Regions from separate parts of the Homo sapiens genome. Here region 2 is linked to region 1. Evidence: read pairs that join two places in POLR2A ChIA-PET (ENCODE). Cell type or tissue: PC-3. All regions are shown on one strand. Links, peaks and the distances in the headings refer to the core of each region. The heading gives the core; the rest is flanking DNA. Region 1 overlaps CLYBL (citramalyl-CoA lyase). Region 2 overlaps TMTC4 (transmembrane O-mannosyltransferase targeting cadherins 4).

The links. ChIA-PET counts read pairs that join two places held together with the same protein. Peaks named below come from ENCODE experiments on the same cell type or tissue, not always from the same donor. Only the 100,000 strongest peaks of a DNase experiment are listed, where the experiment ranks them.
Region 2: POLR2A ChIA-PET joins it to region 1 with 5 read pairs; 2 of 35 experiments call an interaction of 5 or more read pairs at or near these places.

What each region holds. Positions count from the first base shown.
Region 1 is chr13:99,649,715-99,655,091 of GRCh38, reverse strand. The region is part of intron 1 of CLYBL (citramalyl-CoA lyase); the gene reads right to left. Among named protein-coding and RNA genes, the nearest start is that of MIR4306, 9.3 kb to the right of the region's middle. In PC-3, for the core only: no CTCF peak of the experiment used is centred there; no DNase peak of the experiment used is centred there.
Region 2 is chr13:100,630,597-100,635,973 of GRCh38, reverse strand. It overlaps TMTC4 (transmembrane O-mannosyltransferase targeting cadherins 4), which reads left to right. Exons shown (of 19, transcript NM_032813.5): 11 at 779-950; 12 at 1,038-1,169. Among named protein-coding and RNA genes, the nearest start is that of TMTC4, 42 kb to the left of the region's middle. In PC-3, for the core only: no CTCF peak of the experiment used is centred there; a DNase peak (open chromatin) is centred at 2,353; H3K27ac peaks cover 1,167 bases.

The DNA of each region.
Region 1 (5,377 bases), core at 127-5,126:
AAAAAAAAAAAGAAAGAAATGCAACACCATAGTGCTGGGCCATCACTCCCATGGGTTCTTAGGCCTGGTGGGGAAGGGGGTTCTTCTTCTGATAGATCAGCCACTGCACAGAAAGAATGGACTTCGGAGCGCGATCTCGGCTCACTGCAACCTCTGCCTCCCGGGTTCAAGCAATTCTCCTGCCTCAGCCTCCCTAGTAGCTGGGACTACAGGCGCCCGCCACCATGCCCAGCTAATTTTTTGTATTTTTAGTAGAGACAGGGTTTCACCGTGTTAGCCAGGATGGTCTAGATCTCCTGACCTCGTGATCAGCCCGCCTCAGCCTCCCAGAGTGTTGGGATTACAGGCGTGAGCCACGGCATCCGGCCTGACATTTTAGTTTTGTTAAAATGCTACTGAATCTAAAGACTGTGACTTACCTTTCATCTGGCACATTACTGGCTTTGAGGTTGGAGGCTATGTGCTCTGCCCACCTTCATTTTCACCCAATACCCTGTACACAACAATCAAGTAATATGTAGATGATGGGATTGCTTTGGAGACCTTGATAGTGAGTGAAACTATGGTGAAATGGAAGCAGCATAATATGCTGGGAAAGAGAAGACTTGGGAGAAGAAGATTTGGGTTGGAGCAGCCCACCCTACCGCACTGGGGCTTGGGATGAGGGTACGGAGGAGGACACGAGCCCCAGCCAGCCCCTCCTCTTTGCCCCATATGTGTGGGACATGCCAGCCTGCACATCCAAGCTCCTGGCCTCACTCCCCACTGCCAGCCCAGCCTCAGCTACCCCTCAGGTCTGGGGTGCAAATGCTGCTACTCCACTCTCTAGGATGGACCCAGGGAGAGGTCCATGGATGCCCAGCTAAGGAAAACATTTCCCAGCCTCTCCTGCATCTGAGTGTATTCATGGGTCAAAGTTCTGATTGATGGGATGTGGTCAGGGTGAGCAGAAATATAGTGTCCCCATAAAGGAAGGCATGTGTCCCCCTACCCCACGTGGTGGGAGCAAACCAAGCAGCCGCCTTGGGGAAGATGTGTGCCATGTGCTGAGGTTGGCAGAACCATAGCTAAAGGAGCCTGAGACCTCACTGAGCCATCGTTATCAGCCCTGCACCACCTAACCATGTTTCAAGTGAGGGGGGAAGAAATTATCCTTGATAAAGTCATTGTATTTGAAGATCTTTTGGCCATAACACCCAAATCTGTATCCTCACTTATATCCTAGTTATGGATGAGTTGAATGAAAATGGGCATGTCCAGCCCATCATACCCAGCATATCACCCTTGAATCAATTGAAATTTGAGCAGGAGAAGGAACAAGTGAACCAAAACCACACTGTCAGCGTCCTGGGAGATCTGGACAATTATGAGACTCAAAAGTGGAGGAGAAGGTTAATAACTGGCCAGGATGAAAAAAAAAGAAAAAGCTAGAGAACAAATGAGAAGCCAAGAAAAGGAGAAAAAAGTCCCAGTAGCTTCTCATGTGGTGTGTCTGAATTTCCAAACAGATGCACGTAATTAAGTAGGTTTATTTAAACATGAAAGATCACTATTTCTTTGGATCATCATAAGGCTGGTGAACAAGCACCATGATCTTTGGATGAGTAGAGGGAGGCAGAGACCCCTGCCAGGAGTTACAGGTGAGTTGCTAGGAATGGAGGTCTGGAACCTAAGTGTGCTGGGTGCTCCCCCTTATATACAGGACTTTTTTTTTTTTGGCCGGTCCTCCTTGTCCCCAGGCTAACAGCCTCATGACACAGATTCCTTAGCAGTGGCCTGCTGCTTATTCCTGCTCTTTAAAAAATAGTACATCCATCATGATACTCCCATTCTGAAACATCCACAGGTGCTCCTAGTGCTTAGAAAACAACATCTGAAGTCTTTGCCTAGAATTCAAGGCTGTCTACAACTGGACCCAAACACCCTTCCAACCTCACTCTCCACCACTCCCCTCTACAAACCCTTGCCCTTCAGATTGGCTTGTCTTTTCCCAACAAACAGTATACATTCCTGCCTCCTGTGATTTTCCTCAGGTAGCCCCACCTCCCCCAGGGCCATGCCCTGCTACCACACACGTGCAAAGCCCACTTGTCGTCATGGGAGTGTTATTTACCGCCACCAGCTCATCTGCTTTTAGGGTGTGTCTCCCCAGCTCATGACTGCAACTCTTCCCAACTTTGTGTCAGTCATACAAGGTGGCCAGCACAGCCCTTCCACTTGGGAGAAGGGCATCCATTGTTTTGATTTGATTGATTCTTAAGAAGCAATAAGCTTCAGTAGCATCCTCACCTCCGACACCCAGGCGAGAGCCTGCCTGTTATGTGGAGGCCTCTGAGTGGCTTCTCCCTGAGTATGGAGGTGAAAGAGGCCACGACACCACTTGCCATTTGGGTAGCATTGCTGGAACATTCGGGACCCTTTCGCACCTCATCCATCCATGGCTACTCTGGATCCTGCACCCACAGGTCCTACTTTTGGCAAATCAATGCTGGCTAGCAGGGGCTATAGTGTTATCCCTTCCCAGGATATCTGCTTTTTATTTTTTTAATTGAGATAGGGTCTCACTATATTGCCCAGGCTGGTCTCAAACTCCTGAGTGCAAGTGATCCACCCGCTTCAGCCTCCCAAAGTGCTGGGATTACAGGTGTGAGCCATGTCTGGCCAATATCTGTATTTTAATGGACAACTTCCCTGCTTGCTCAGAACACTTGGCAAATCACACCAGACAGGCCAGTTGGGGCACTGGAGCACTGGAAATGGAAGGTTTAGTCCTGTGGTGAACAGTCACTGGCTGTTGACTATCCCAAAACACACTTCACCCCCTGAGGAACTTGCCTCATCCTACCCACAGCTGACAGTGTGCTGGGATTATCATCAAGGAGCCCAGCTCTCCCAGAGCCAAAGGGTGGGCCCTATTAGCCCAGTTGGACACTCCCTCCCTGGAGCCTGCATCCTGAGCAGAGTTACAGACTGAGCACCCTGGCAGCACACTGTTCTCGTGGCTGAGCAGGGACACAATGGAGAAGGATTCATGTCGGCATGCCTACAGTTGCTTTCCACCGACGGTGTGAATGTGTCCATATCCTTCCAGGAAAACCCCCTCTTGCCAAAGCCAGATGTGGTGTCTGTTGCTTACAACCAAGAATCTTTTTTTCCCCCCAAGATGGAGTCTTGCTTTGTCGCCCAGGCTGGAGTGCAATGGCATGATCTCGGCTCACTGCAACCTCTGCCTCCCGAGTTCAAGCAATTCTCCTGCCTCAGCCTCCCAAGTAGCTGGGATTACAGGCACGTGCCACCAGGCCTGGCTAATTTTTTTGTATTTTTAGTAGAGACGGGGTTTCACCATGTTGGCCAGGCTGGTCTCAAACTCCTGACCTCATGATCCACCCACCTCTCCCTCCCAAAGTGTTGGGATTACAGGCGTGAGCCACTGCACCTGGCCACAACCAAGAATCTTAACTGATGGAAAGCCACAACCCAGAATTCCATTTCACTCAAAAAATATTTATTCAATTCTTTTTTGAGACGGGGTCTCGCTGTGTCACCCAGGCTGGAGTGCAGTGGTGTGATCTTGGCTCACTACAACCTCCGTCTCCTGGGTTCAAGCGATTCTCCCACCTCAGCCTCCCAAGTAGCTGGGATTACAGGCATGCGCCACTACGCCCAGCTAATTTTTGTATTTTTAGCAGAGATGGGGTTTAGCCATGTTGGCCAGTCTAGTCTAGAACTCCTGACGTCAGGCCACTCGCCTTGGCTTCCCCAAGTGCTGGGATTACAGGCGTGAGCCACCTCACCTGGCCTATTTATTCAGTTCTTGTCATGTGCTTGGCACCAAGACAGATGCTGGGCCTGCAATCAGGTACCAGCAGTAGCGCTATGACCTAGGTGGTTGGATCTAACATGGGAGACAGCACAGGGTACAAAGAGCAGAGATCACATTGGGCAAAGCTACTGGAAGGCAGAGGAAGGGTGTCTGCTGGCCCACGGCAGTGTGGGTGACTGCTAAGTCATCAGAAGAGAAGATATTTGGTCAGCAAGATCTCAAGGAAGATGAGAGGAGGGCTCTGTAGGGAGAAGCAGCAGCATGAGCCATGGCAGAGACAGAAAGGAGCTGGAGTATCTCACCACCCTGAGAATTTTAATGTGATTGGAAGGTCAGAGACATGGGGTAGGAAGATGATTCTGGGAAGGTAATCTTGGGTTAGGGTGTAAAGAACACTGTAAGGTCTTCATTCCTCAGTGTTGAGAGTGACTGCTGCTTGTGGAGAGGAGCGCAATGACGTCTGTGTTCAGAAAGCTACTTCTGGAAGATGGACAGGAGAGAGGAGAGTCCCAGAAAAAAAGAGCCACAATGGCTGGGAGCCATGTGGAGATGCACAGAATCCAAGGGTCTAGTGGAGGCAAGAATGACTCCAAGGATTTCAGCTACAGGACGAGGAAAGGTGGTGCTAGAGTCCATGGAGGCAGCCTCCAGCACCCTCCAGCAGCCTCTGTGCTGACCTTACTCTCTAGAAGAGCACATGTACCTGAGCCAAATCAAAACTCAAGTTGCTGCCAGTGAGAATTTGGCAACAGTTTCTGTCACCCTGGGCAAGGAGAGGAAAGTAGATGGGCAACTGAGGTTTCTAACACTCTTCTTATTTCTTCCCCTCTTGAAAACTTCTTTTTTTGAGACAGGGTCTCATTCTGTCACCCAGGCTGGAGTACGGTGGGACAACCATAGTTCACCGTAGCCTTAAACTCCTGGGCTCAAGCAATCCTCCTGCCTTAGCCTTCCCAGTAGCTGGGACTACAGGTGTGCGCCACCATACCACTCTGATTTTTTTTTTGAGACGGAGTCTGGCTCTGTCGCCCAGGCTGGAGTGCAGTGGCGCAATCTCTGCTCACTGCAAGCTCCACCTCCTGGGTTCACGCCATTCTCCTGCCTCAGCCTCCCGAGTAGCTGGGACTATAGGCGCCCGCCACCACGCCCAGCTAATTTTTTGTATTTTTAGTAGAGATGGGGTTTCACCGTGTTAGCCATGATGGTCTCTATCTCCTGACCTCGTGATCCGCCCGCCTCGGCCTCCCAAAGTGCTGGGATTACAGGTGTGAGCCACTGCGCTTGGCCTACCAGTCTGATTTTTAAAAAATTTTTTGTAGGGATGAGGTCTTGCTATATTGCTCAGGCTGAAAACTTTCTTTTTTTTTCATGAAGCATCATATAACTTTTTTTTTTTTCTTTTGAGACAAAGTGTTGCTCTGTTGCCCAGGCTGGAGTGCAGTGGCACATGATCACTGTTTACTGCAGACTCCAACTTCTGGGCTCAAGTGATCCTCCCATCTCAGCCTCCTGAGTAGCTGGGACTACAGGTGCCCACCACTACATGTGGCTAAT
Region 2 (5,377 bases), core at 122-5,121, 980 kb before region 1:
ATGTCTCAAAATAAATTAAGTTTTAAGTTTACCTGTGTGTTGAATTGGTTAGTAATTCTAAGGAGCCACAAACTTTAGTCCCAGTTCCCTTATCCACAGAAAATGGGATTTTTATAGAAATACTGTAGCCACAGGGCCCAAGAAGGAGCCACCAAAATTGACCTAGAGTCTTAATTCATCCTCTTGCATCATAGGGGACATTGGGAATGATCAGGTGGTTCCAGAAGTGTTTCAATGCTCAGCTTCGTATCTCCCTGACTGAAATTTATGGTGGTGATGTAGCAACCAAAAAATGGTATTTGTTTATTTCAAATTTCATAAACTTTAAACTTACTTAAGTGTTATTATTCTCATTACATTTTGGAGGAATTTTTTTTTCCCCGTGAAAACTGATTGGGACAGTTTTTGAATTAATTGAGACCAACAATATCCACTGAACTGTTCAGTACCTAAATGGTTTGAGGCATAGTGAGGAGTAGGTGAATTAATAAGGCCTCAGAAATGCGATCATGCTAATTTTCTCCATACGAATTGTATGGCTTTTGAGTTTTACCCTTAGACTCGCTGTGAAGTGCCAGAGGAATATTTTTGTGCCTTATCCACATGCTACCAAGCTAAACTGTCTCTACTGATGATATCCTTTGGCTGACAACAATATCTTTTCTCAGTTGATGCCATGGAAAAGAAAAGGTCTTTAGCATTAATTTAATGTGGAGTAGGATGTTTTTCTTGAGAAGTCTGGAAATAGCCATTTATTTAAATACTTTTCATCATCCAGGATCCTTACTCTGGGCCTGGGATTTCTCGTTATCCCATTTCTCCCCGCGAGTAACCTGTTCTTCCGAGTGGGCTTCGTGGTCGCAGAGCGTGTCCTCTACCTCCCCAGCGTTGGGTACTGTGTGCTGCTGACTTTTGGATTCGGAGCCCTGAGCAAACATACCAAGAAAAAGGTATCAACTGAGAGTGGTGCCAGCTGATGAACAGAATGACCGGATGCATCTCACTGGTGACAATTACCATGTCTTTCTGTTCTTAAGAAACTCATTGCCGCTGTCGTGCTGGGAATCTTATTCATCAACACGCTGAGATGTGTGCTGCGCAGCGGCGAGTGGCGGAGTGAGGAACAGCTTTTCAGAAGTGCTCTGTCTGTGTGTCCCCTCAATGCTAAGGTACCTAGCTGCCAGATTTCTTTTAAAGGGACCTTACTAGGGTATCTGTTAAGTTCTTGGGCTGAATAAGAACATTTCCTGTCGCGCAGTATTTAGTGTAAGACCATGACCGAATACTTGGGTTTTTCTTTGTTATGTATGGTTTTTTTTAATGATTTTGATAAGATTCATTAAAATTCCACTCAGCCAAAATTGAAAAGAAGTCATTTAAAAGCAGACAGTATCAATGAAACAGATGACTCTAATGAGGTCTTAATCATCTTCCAGATGATCTACTCACCCTTTGAAGTAGCTTCAGGGGAGGTGACATTGCGTATTCAGACTGAGGGTGGGCACGGCACAGATTCTGATGTCTAGAGCACACTTTTCAAAACCCACTCTCTAGTGATAGCATTAACTAGCCTCCTCCAAGCTGGAATTTAAAGGGGTAGTAATGCCTACAAATTGGCAATAATGTAGTTCAGGAAGTTTATGCTATGTGCTGCACAATAGTACACATTTATGTCACCTTTGGGTGCCCTGCTAGTGATTTTTTGGGGGTCAGATTAGGTAAACATAAATGTACATACAGTCATGTGCCATGTAACAGTGTTTCAGTCAGCAAACCGCATATTGCATATATATGACCATGGTCCCATAAAATTATACCTTTTTTTTTTTTTTTTGAGACTGGGTCTTTCTCTTGTCACCCAGGCTGGAGTGCAGTGGTGCGATCTCGGCTCACTGCAGCCTCCACCTCCCGGGTTCAAGGGATTCTCCGGCCTCAGCCTCCTGAGTAGCTAGATTACAGGCGCTTGCTACCACACCCAGCTAATTTTTGTATTTTTAGTAGAGACAGAGTTTCACCATGTTGGCCAAGCTGATCTTGAACTCCTGACCTCAAGTGATCCGTCTGCTTCAGCCTCCCAGATGCTGGGATTACAGGCGTGAGCCACTGCACCCGACCAATATTTTTACTGCCTCTTTTCTATGTTTAGATACACAAATCCTTACCATTGTGTTACCATTGCCTCCAGCATTCAGTACAGTCACACGCTACACAGGTTTCTGGCCTAGGAGCAGCGGGCTAGACCACACATAGCCTAGGTGTATAGTAGGCTTTACCATCTAGGGTTGTGTAAGTACACTCTTATGATGTTCAAACAATGACAAAATCAGCTAACAATGCATTTCTCAGAATGTATCCTTGTTGTCATCAAGTAATGCATGACTGTACTCTAAAATTGGCAGTGTTTTTGTTTGAAGCAATCTGGTAGGAATTTTTTCACTTGTATTCTTGATGAATCCAAGCTCTTCACTTGACTAGCTGTGCCTCTTTGGGCAAAACTACACTTTTTAAAACTTGCAGTGCCCTTTTCTATCAGAAGTGGATAATACCTATCTGCTGGATTTGTTGTTAGGGCTGAATGAACTAAAATGCCCTCACACGGTGGCCAGCAGTAGGTGCTCAGAAAGTGTTAGCTTTTTTTTTTTTTTTTTTTTTTTTTTTTTTCCCTGAGATGGAGTCTTGCTCTGTTGCCCAGGCTGGAGTGCAGTGGCCTGATCTCGGCTCACTGCAACCTCCGCCTCCCAGGTTCAAGCGATTCTCCTGCCTCAGCCTCCCGAGTAGCTAGGACAGGCATGCGCCACTATGCCCGGCTAATTTTTGTATTTTTAGTAGAGACGGGGTTTCACTATGTTAGCCAGGCTGGTCTCGAACTCCTGACCTCGTGATTCGCCCATCCTCAGCCTCCCAAAGTGCTGGGATTACAGGCATGAGCCTCCGCGCCCAGCCAAGTGTTAGCTTTTGTAGGTTCATTTCAGTTTGGGTTTTGCATTATGTTGGGAAGAGAACGCTATTTGCTCAAAATGGGGGCCAAGGGGTTAGGTTAGAAGAATTTTCTTTTAGTATAGATTATTATCATGAAATAATGATCATTCTCTCTTAGGTCCTCAGCATAAGAGCTGCCTAGATTGCTTAAATGTAATCCTCCTGGGTGGAGACGGGGAGCTCTCTGGATCTGTTTCATGTCTATGTTCCATATTTAAGGGAAAGCAGTGATTTCAGACAAAATTATATAAACAAAACTAATGAATAGTTGACATCTTATTATGAAACTTAAGTAAAGAATAATATATAAGAGATGCTGGCTACTTATCTTTTTCTTGGATTAAAACCTGTCATTCATATTTTAGTTAAGAGACTTAGATAAAATAGTGAATTACTTTCAGCTTTTATCTTTAGTTTGATTTGTTGACTTATCAATTTATTTTATGCTACCAAAAATAAATTGCCTGTGATTTAATTTCTTAAACGTTAATAGATCTGCTTTATTTTTCCTTTACTGTTTGAATCGCAGTAATTGCCCCTTCTATGTGTGGAGTTCCTCACCACAAGGAGTTCAGATTTCTTTACAGAGGCTCTATAATTCATCTCTATTATCCTCTCACTCAGCTTTTTAGAGAGACAGCGTATTATTTTCTCTGTTTTCCCAGATGGGAGAAACTGAAGCATAGCAAGATTAAACTGACATTATCTAGGTTAGTAATGTAGGTGGCTACAGAGAGACCTGGTATGGTGATGTGCCCAGGTGCCTCTAGTAAATAAGGGGGATGGAACATAGGTGATGTCTGAACCCAAAAATCTGCCCGGGAAGTGATTTCATATGTTACAGGCTAGAAAACACAGGGCGTGTGCTTGTGGGAATGCACGTAAGTATTAGGAGAAAGACAGAGAGAGAGAGAGAGAGAGAGAGAGAGAGAGAGAGAGAGTGTGTGTGTGTGTGTGTGTGTGTGTGTGTGTGTGTGTGGTTTCCTCTTAATTTAAGGAATACATATAAGACCTCATCTTCAAAATGGACCCAGTGGTAATAGTCCTTTCTCAAGAACATTTTTCAATGATTCTATTCAATATAAGCAAGATTGAGATTTTTGGGAGTTTCTTTTTAAATTGAAGTGTCATAAAATTATCTTTACTTCCTTTTTTTTGAAAAAATGTAAGTTAATTTTAGGAAAGTAATCTCACTTAGGAAGACACTGGTTTCCTTCAGTCCCATTATTTCAGGGGACACATTTTCTATACTGGTTTCATTTGATATCTATTGAATATAAAGTAAGAAATTGGCAACTGGCTCTAATTTAGGGCCAGATGTGTGAGCTAAGACTCATCTTTTTTGAGAGATTGCAATGTCAGTGTAGGTAGTGCTGGTCCCTGGTCTGCATGTCAAGGCACAGTGCCTTGCATATGGTAGACAATCAATATTAGTTATTGAATTCAGCCAAAGGGAAGTTGAATTCACTGAGACTACTGTGGATGAGATACCAAGTATACTTATAATCATTTTTAGTTTTTAAGGCTTAAAAGTATGTCACACCATCAACTCTGTGATACAATTCTATAATAAATTCTTTTAACAATGAAACAGATCATATGCCACAATGAGGTATTTTCTTAAGGAGTAAGTGACCCAGGATGCTATAGGATTTTTATGTTTTCAAAACATTTTAAGTTTAACATTAGATGTTGCCAGAATATTTATAACAAATTAGTTTAGCCCTGGTATTAAAGGTGCCTTTCATAACTGATACTCTCACTTTCTTGCATTTACATGTTACTGGGTTGTAATGTTTGTTTTATCTTCGACTTCTGTGCTAGTTCATTGCCTCAGCATGTGCATCACAAATGCTAGGGGGAAAGTTGAAGAATAAACAAGCTTTTCAATCATTTATATTTCAGGGAAACAAAAGTCAGTCATTCTCTAAACACTATTTTAAGTGACCTGGTTGTGAGATTTTTGTTCTGTTTTGTTTTGTTTTGCAATCTAGGCAGCTATTTTTTATTCAAAGAATTCCCTCCACCTAACCCATAGGATAAAGCTGGCCTCTAGGGAAACCTGTTTACCAATTCTTAATGATGGCCTGCCTTCTAAGGCTGTATCAGATTTTTAACTAGTTCCTGTTCCAGAGTCCCACGTCCTTCTCCTTTGATCTTCTGGTCTCTGGCATTCTGAGTGTCTAACAGAACACTGTCTATACTGCAGAGGGCGGTTGAACTCTTTGTCTGGGCTTTTTATTGAGAAAACAGAATTTGCCTGGAACAAAGGAAAACAGCAGGAGCTTGGGGCGGAAGAGGCGGGCGTCGTGTTGATGTCTGAGTAGAAGCTGTATTTGTATTCTGAGGACTACAAGGACATCACTGACAGATTGGATTCTCCGGCCCTAGGTTGTTT